2 separate regions of the Homo sapiens genome follow, and region 1 is linked to region 2. A link is an interaction called in ENCODE POLR2A ChIA-PET data of the cell type or tissue named here. Cell type or tissue: MCF 10A. All regions are shown on one strand. Links, peaks and the distances in the headings refer to the core of each region. The heading gives the core; the rest is flanking DNA.

Region 1 (4,394 bases), core at 196-4,195, 140 kb before region 2:
GTTATCACCCAAAGATAAATTCCAATGTCTCCCACACCCCAGTTATGCATTACACACATAGACATGCCAAAGGGCTGCTGCCCACTTAGGCTCAGCAGTTCCTAAATACTTGCATGTAACTGAAATGATCAAGAACTGGCACTTGAAGATTATTCTGTGTAGAAAACATTTGTTGGCTGAAGATAAATTGCTGTCTGAGTCTCATCTTGGTAGCCATAATTTTACCTCTTTGCATGACCACATTTTTCTTTAAATGCCACGAGGGTAATTTGAATCAAGGTTGGCAATTTTGAAACACACCTTGTATGCCTGGGTTTAGACAGAAGCTCTTCTCCTGTTTCTCAAGCTGATTGGTCCTCATCTTGACAAAACACATCTGGTCACGTCACTCCCATTCTGTTTATGTAGCACAGCATGGTATCAGGTGGTACTGGATTTTGGCACAATCATCAGCCAAAGAGATCACAAATCAAACATTATTTCTGAAAACTGCAAAAGAAGTGCCAGTGTATTTAAAATTCATTGAGACTTTTTATTTTCAAGAAAGAAAAGTATTTATTTTAAAGGCTTGTAGTTCTAAAAATTCTTGTTCAATGAATGAATGTTCCTTCAAACTACAGGGCAAAAGGTTTCGTTGCTCAGCCTAATAAATATTGATTGAAGCATTACTCTATGCTGGGTACAGTGTCTTGCACCATGTTCATTTTCTGGGCTGCACTGGAGTGAGAGAAGCTAAGTCAAACATTCAGTCGAATCAATGGGAATTGTATGCACACTGTTCCATCTGCTGATGATTCGCAAATGGATGTCTCTAGCTCTTGTCTCTCCCTTCAACCCAGAATCAGTATACCAACTGCCTTTCAACATCTTCACTTGGATGTCCAGCAGGCATCTTATACTTCCATGTGCAATAGAGGTGGAGGTGAAATAGAGGTTACCAGGGTCTGCAGGGAGTGGAGGAGAGGGAGTTAGAGTTTAAGGATTGCAGAATTTCTGCCTGGGATGATGAAAGAGTTCTGGAGATGGATGATGGTGATGGTGACAACACTGTCAATGTATGTAATGCTACTGAATGGTACACTTTAAGATGGTAAAAATGGTAATTTTTATGTAATATAAATTTTACCACAATAAAAAAATATATGTCCAAAACGAAATTCTTAAGTCTCACCCCCAAACTGGTTCTTCCTGCCATCCTCCTTATCTTAGGAAATGGCACCTCCATTCACCTTTAGGCATGTGTTAAAAACTTGGAGTCTCACATTCGATTCTTCTCTTTGCTCACATGGAACATCCAATCCATCCCTCAACCCAGGTAGCTCCACATTCAAAATACATTCGCAGCCAGGCATGGTAGTTCATGCTTGTAATCCCAGCACTTTGGGAGGCCAAAGCGGGTAGATCACCTGAGGTCAGGAGTTCAAGACCAGCCTTGCCAACATGGTGAAACCCTGTCTCTACCAAAAATACAAAAATTAGCCAGGCATGATGGTGCAAGCCTGTAATCCCAGCTACTCAGGAGGCTGAGGCAGGAGAATTGCTGGAACCCGAAAGGCAGAGGTTGCAGTGAGCTGAGATCGCGCCACTGCACTCCAGCCTGGGTGACAGAGTGAGACTCCATCTCCAAAAACAAAACAAAACAAAACAAAACAAATTCACAATCCAGCTCCTTCTCATCACCTCCACCGCAACCTCCCAGGCCCAGTCCTCTCTTGCCTGGACCACAGAGACCTCCTAACTTGTCTCTCTGCTTTCACTCTTGCCCTTCTGTGGTTCATTCTCCGCATGGTACTAGAGTGATCCTTTTGTCTTGTAAACACAGGCAATTCTTCTGCCCCACCCACCAAAGGTTTCCCATCACAGCAAAATGAAGCCCAAAGTCCTTCCAGGACCAGAAAGCCCCAGATGATCTGGCCCCTGGCTAGCTTGCTGAGCTCACTGTTCTCCTCATTTCCTTTGTTCCAGCCATGCTGGCCTCCTCCATGCCAAGCACACTCCCGCTCTGGCCTCTAAATTCTCCTTGCCTAGGATGCTCTTCCCCAATCTGCTTCAGTGTCTGCAAAAATGTCACCTTATCTGAGAGCTTCCTGGCCATCTGTCTAAAATCACATCACCTTCTGCACCATTTTCTCTCACTGTGCCCTTCTTTGCTTATTTATATGTTTGTTTATCATCAGTTTCTCCTCTACTAGGATATGAGTTCCATGAGAGCAGGAATTATTTTCCTGGCTTTATTCACTGCCTTATTTGCAGCAGCCTGGAGCTTAGTAGGTGTTTAGTAAATATTGCATAATGTGCAAGGCACATAATTATTTTTTTCTAAACATCATTAATTGGGCTTACTACAGAGAATTGAGTTATCTAATGAATTCCCATTTGGAATGAATTGTGTTTTTCCTTTTCTTATGTTGAAACATTTAACTCCCAGGCACATGAAGTTAAGCACATGAAGTAAAAACAAGCAAGATTAGCAAATTAGTGAATCTCGTTTTTTTCATTTTTTAAAATAATAATAATAATTATTATTATTATTAGTTTTAGTCGGAGTCTCGCTCTTTCACCCAGGCTGAAGTATAGTGGTGTGATCTTGGCTCCCTGCAACTTGAGGTTCAAGTGATTCTTGTGCCTCAGCCTCCCAAGTAGCTGGGGCTAAAGGTGTGCACCACCATGCCTGGCTAATTTTTATATTTTTTAGTAGAGACAGGGTTTCACCATGTTGGCCGGGCTGGTGTCGAACTCCTGACCTCAAGTGATCTGCCTGCCTCAGCCTCCCAAAGTGCTGGGATTACAGGAGTGAGGAGCTACCATGCCCAACCTATTTTTTTAATTTTTACATTTTTTTTGGGGGGGTACATAGTAGATATATATAATTTATGTGGTAAATGAGAAGTTTTGATATAGGCATGCAATGTGAAATAAGCACATCATGGAGAATGGGGTATCTGTCACCTCAAGCATTTATCCTGTGAGTTACAAACAATTCAATAACACCCTTTATTTTTAAATGTATAGTTATTTTTGACCATAGTCACCCTATTGTGCTGTCAAGCAGTAAGTTTTATTCATTCTATTTTTCTGTACTCATTAACCATCCCTATCTTCCCCGCCCTCCCATGCCCCACTATCCTTCCCAGTCTCCGGTAACCATACTTCTATTCTCTATGTCCATGAATTCGATTGTTTTGATTTTTAGATCCCACAAATAAGTGAGAACATGCGATGTTTGTCTTTCTGTGCCTGACTTATTTCACTTAACATAATGATCTCCAGTTCCATCCATTCAGATTAGTAAATCTTAGGCCACTTGAGTAAGATTTGGGAAAATACAGGAGCAAGTCGGGCTAGGTCAATGCAATTCCAAAACATGTGGTTGAATTTATGGTATTACTATGAGCTCTTTTGAGTGTGAGATTCAGAGACCCAACTCAGCTTGCATAAGAATAGAAGGAAACTTCTGGCTTTCTTTGAAACTACCAAATTCAAGGCATGGACTTTAGGTATGACTGTATTCGGTCACTCAAAGGATGCAATGAGTGTTCATTCTCCTCTCTACTTCTCAGCAACTCTGCCACCTCCTGTGTTGGCTTTGTTCCTGGGCAGCTCTAGGATTGTGTCTTCCTTATAGCTGTTGTAGCTGATGATAATCTCAGGGAAAGGAGAGTTTCTTTTTATCAGTAGCCCAGCAAAATTTCCAGGACTGAGTCACATAAGACCAGCAGATGAACCAAATGGTGTAGCTCGGGGGATAGAAGTCATTTGTTTGGCAGATCCAAATCACATGCCCATCCTGCACCTAAGGAGAGAGGAGGAATTAAGGTCAGCCCCACTAAGCCCCCCGTGGAGCAAGTGCCAGGTTTACTCAAAGGGAAATCAAAAGAAGGTGAAATGGATGTGGCGAGGGCGAAAACATCCACTGTTCACTCTATCAAGGAAAGAAGATTCTATTTGGCTGTGCGATGTCATTTATTGCTCTTCAACTTAAATTTTTTCAACTATCCTTAATGAGTTGTAATGAGTTTTAAGTCTATCGTGAGCAGATTCTTACAGAAGAGATTGTATATGCATGTTGGACCATGATGGTAGGAGATTTGGAGTACTTGGAGCATGGAGGTAAGGGAGATTTGGGAGACTCAGCAAATTCCTAGGGCCCTTATTGCCTCCGACAAGATTTCTGCTTAAATGAGACAGTATTCTATTTAAGTGAAAAAGTCACTGAGGCTGGGTATGGTGGCTCACACTTGTAATCCCAACACTTTGGGAGGCCAAGGCTGGCAGATCGCTTGAGCCCAGGAGCTTGAGACCAGCCCAGGCAACATGGCAAAACCCCATCTCTAAAAAATATTAAAAAATTAGCCGGGCCTGGTGGCATGTGCCTGTCATCCCAGCTACCCAGG
Region 2 (4,394 bases), core at 177-4,176:
CCCGGTGACAAGGCTCTTATTGTTGTCTTGAAATGTTATTTAAATCGCACATTGTTATTTAACTTCTTGCCCAGAGAGGCAGACTGTGCCTGGGTATCCCCCACCTCACCCAGTGCATGTGGTACCACAGTGCAATAAATGTTTGATTTAATTTCATTTGAGAGGCTTCCGGGCGGAAGTGATAATCTCATCCTTTAGACTTTAGTGACAGGTGACATTCGTGGAGGGGAAGAAGTAGGAGAGGAAGGGGGACGATGCCCACAGTTGTGATTCAGAAGAAAATGGGAGAATTGAAGGGAGACCGAGAGAAGAATAGAAAGCATCCCTCTTCAGGGCTGGGCGCAGTGGCTCACGCCTGTAATCCCAGCATTTTGGGAGGCCGAGGCAGGCAAATCATGAGGTCAGGAGATCGAGACTATCCTGGCTAACACGGTGAAACCCTGTCTCTACTAAAAATACAAAAATTTAGCCGGGCGTGGCGGCAAGCGCCTGTAATCCCAGCTACTCTGGAGGCTGAGGCAGGAGAATCGCTTGAACCTGGGAGGGGAGGCGGAGATTGCAGTGAGCCTAGATTGCACCACTGCACTCCAGCCTGGGCGACGGAGTGAGACTCCATCTCAAAAAAAAAAAAAAAAAAAAAAAGCATCCCTCTTCTACAGTCCAATAGGAGGACTGAGTGCATGCCTCATATGCCGTCATAAACTCCCTCCTTGTCTCCTGTCTTGGGGGAGATGTCCTGTCTCATTTCCAAGCTGCACTACCAGGGGTGACTTGGGTCCTTGCTTTTCTGCTTCCCGGGTTTGCCTGACTTCACGCAAGAAGCCAAGGGTTTTAGACAGTGGGAGGCAACGTAGAGGTCTGAACAGAATTATAACTCTATGTTGCCAGGTTGTCTTTATTTTGGGAACCATTCCAAACGTTCCTACTTTTCCTGTTTGAGCTGTTGGAAAAATGGTACTCAGTAGTATTCACTGGTGGTTAAGGGACGAGGCTTGGGTTTCAGAAAGATGTGGCTCTGTCACTGACTGTGGTCTTGGGTAAAGGACTTCCCTTCACCAGCCTTGGTTCGTTCATCTGTAAGATAATAGCATTTACTCTTGCCACCGTTATAAGGCTTAATAAGAGGGTGGATGAAAATGCTATGGACAGAGTACCTCATGTGCAGTGCAGCACAGGCTTTGCACATGTTAGTTGGTGTTAGAACTGGAAGTACCCAGGAGAATATCCAAAAGTCCTACGACCGCATTGAACACCAGGGTGAAGGACCAGCGTGTTCCTTTCCTTTCTCATATTTGCAACAGAAATGTCACCACTTGGGCTCCGTGACACTTTTCTTGATGACATTGTCCTGATCATCAGCTCTTCCCTTGGCGCCTCGAGACATTTCCAAACCACATCATTCCACACACCCTGGAATGTGCACGTTTCCTTTGTCAGAAGGAACTGTGGCCATCAGACGTTGGACAGCTCTGAGCCGGGTTGTTTTCTTCTCATCTACTTACTGTTGTGCTGAAGTTTGGTTTTATTTTTTAATGTAAGAATTGTCTGGAAGTTATTCTTCAGTCATTTCATTAGTCATTTACTTTCTTGGTTTTGAAAATTGAGGAAAAATTACTTTGAGGCAGTGGGTCAGATGAGCGTGGCTGGCTGGGTAACCCATTTCCCGCTGAGTCACCTGTCTGCTCAGACAACTAAATGCTGAAGTATGCTTGATGACTAGTCACTGGCCAACGTCATATTAATCTGAAATTTCGTTTCTGCTCCTTTTAAGTTATGGTAGCTTTGGTTCCTTGGTGGGTTTTTTGAAAGTGCTCCAAGTATTGTATTGATTGGATGATGTAGCCTGGAATTCTCGGTTATCCCCCAAAGTGTTTTTTTCGATTTGAGGCATAAAATTATGACATAGTATTGTTCAAAAAGATGGGATTCAAATGCCTTCATTTTATAAGAAGGGAAACTCAGGTTCCGAGAAGCTCACTGACTTGCGAAACATCTCAAACAGTTGTTGGCAAAGCTGGGATGGCGTTGATCTTCCTGGGAATTTGTGATGTGTACTCACCCCCTGGGTCTTGCTGCACTTCTGCTAAAACTACCTGGAAATTATTTATTTTGGTCTTCTTCCTTGATAGAAGAGAATCTGAAAGTCAGGAATAGTGGCTGCCTCCAAATGCCCTTGGCTCCTTCTCCTGACCCCCTAATGAGCATGTCCCCAGAGCATGTTATAACCTTGGAAAACAAGGCTACTTAGTATGTTTGTACTCTGATGCCTGTATGTTCTGTACATGATCTGGCCTGAATGATGGATGAGGCTCCATACAGGCTTCCTGTGTCTTCTGCCATTCTCCCCTCCCTACAGTACCATACCTGACGAAATAATAACATCGAGTCACTGAGGAGGTTTACCATAGTGTGGTGCTACAACCTTAATTCGTGGTGTTTTTTTTTTTTTTTTTTTTCGAGACAGAGTCTCGTTCTGTTGCCCAGGCTGGAGTGCAATGGCACTATCTTGGCTCACTGCAACCTCCACCTCCTGGGTTCAAGTGATTCTCCTGTCTCAACCTCCCGGGTATCTGAGATTACAGGTGTGTGCCACCACATCCAGCTAATTTTTGTATTTTTAGTAGAGATGGGGTTTCATCATGTTGAAATTCTGTTTGCTTTTTAACTTAACTTGAGCATAAGCTTAGAAGATGATTTGGGGGCTGGGGGCTTTATTTATTTTAGCAAGTAATTTGGCCTGTATTTTTATTCCTTTAAGTAATTTGTAACTAACTACAAAGGCCTCTGGTAAGATGGCTTTTGTTTCTAGTTGGAACATGGAGACCAAGAGAACTCTCTAGAAAACAGATTTGGCTCCACTGCTATGGGACTTCACACTTACCTCCACAGAGGGGCTCTTCTGATGCCTCTATGTAAACAGCACTTTTAAATCCTACTTCAGGGACCATTGGTTTTCTCTCAAGAGATATGTTCCTTTTTTTTCTTCTCTTAACTCTTTTGTTATTTTACTCCTTTTCCAATAATGGAAGGCTTTTCAGTTTTACATTAGAGGCTACTACTTGTTTTTTTTTTTTTTTCTAATTGTAAAGCAGGCAAAAATCATCACAGAAAACAGATCTCAAAAGAATTGCACTTAGTGTTGTGACCTAGTTGGTTTCTTCATTCTTTGAAACATTATTTGATTTTTCCTCCCGTATTAGCTGTTATGTATGCCGGTTACATAACCTTAATTTTTCATGGAAAATATGGATGTCATCAATTAATAGGACTACCCCTGCTGTTGTTATGGCTGGCTTCTTCTAGAATGTTCCCACTGGGGAAACTGAGGCTTAGGTTTGATACTGCAGGATTTGCCATTGTAATGTTTTCCTTTTAGTAACATCATCATTATGAATATAATTCTTGTTCTCATCCAGTAGAGAGCCTTGGTTACCGGCAACCCAGTTCAAGCCTTTGAATAGATACATAGGGATCACCTCTCTAGTGTGAAGATGAAAATAATATAATTTGTTTACCACCTTGAGTTGTTTACCACAGGCTGTGAAAAATATGTTTTGAATTTAAAAGTGTGAAAAACAAGTGTGCTAGCTATCAAAAAAGCTCTCCCCTCAAAGTAAACATGTTTATAGAGCAAGACTCAAAACAAAATACTTGATAAGCCTAGCCAATCAAAAGAAAGTAAACATGTTTACCACAAAAGCCTTATAAAGAACCCAGATGGCAGCCAGCTCTCTGTTCACTTGACCGTCCTTCCAGGGAGCTGCAGAGGCTCCCCTGGGCCTTGGGGACCGGGCCGCCACTTGCCCTGCTAGCAGGGGGCCTGCCTTGTGCTAGCTGTGCTCAGTTAGCTAGACCCAGTTTGCCAGTGGGAACGGAAGGTTTGTGTTTTCTGCCATTTAATTGAATCATGAGTGGAAGGTATTTGTGAAAATGATTCTGGAGTTCCCATGATTCTTAAAGAGCAACTTGTTATAGATAGGGTGCCAAGTGGGCTTCTGGGGGACTCTTCCTGGCTCCCCAAAAGAGCCTTCCTGATGAGCGTCACGCCTCCCAACCTTCTGTGTTCCAGGCGCTGTCGTGCCACCATCCAGGATATAACCTGCAAATCCCAGACCCTGCCTTGCTGATCTCACTCTGCGAAAGAAACCAAAGAGCTTGAACAGGAAGTCAGTAGAAAAGACAAGGCCATCTTGAGGGATACCAGGGTTTTCAGGGCACTGGGTACCACAATATGAGTCTTAGATGATGTAAAAGACACCGAGTTCAGAAACGTGAAGGTGGATTGTGTGCACTGGGAGGAGCAATGGATTCAAGGTGGTTAGTGGCATTAAATTATTTTGACTATAGTCACCTTGCTGTACTATCAACTACCAGGTCTTATTCATTCTTTCTAT

Evidence for each region. ChIA-PET counts read pairs that join two places held together with the same protein. Peaks named below come from ENCODE experiments on the same cell type or tissue, not always from the same donor. Only the 100,000 strongest peaks of a DNase experiment are listed, where the experiment ranks them.
Region 1: POLR2A ChIA-PET joins it to region 2 with 5 read pairs; 2 of 35 experiments call an interaction of 5 or more read pairs at or near these places.

What each region holds. Positions count from the first base shown.
Region 1 is chr3:71,642,784-71,647,177 of GRCh38, reverse strand. No RefSeq gene overlaps it. Among named protein-coding and RNA genes, the nearest start is that of FOXP1-DT, 60 kb to the right of the region's middle. RefSeq lists an enhancer at 1,582-2,091. In MCF 10A, for the core only: no CTCF peak of the experiment used is centred there; no DNase peak of the experiment used is centred there.
Region 2 is chr3:71,501,664-71,506,057 of GRCh38, reverse strand. The region is part of intron 2 of FOXP1 (forkhead box P1); the gene reads left to right. Among named protein-coding and RNA genes, the nearest start is that of MIR1284, 38 kb to the left of the region's middle. RefSeq lists an enhancer at 1,243-2,442. In MCF 10A, for the core only: no CTCF peak of the experiment used is centred there; DNase peaks (open chromatin) are centred at 1,687, 2,007 and 2,327.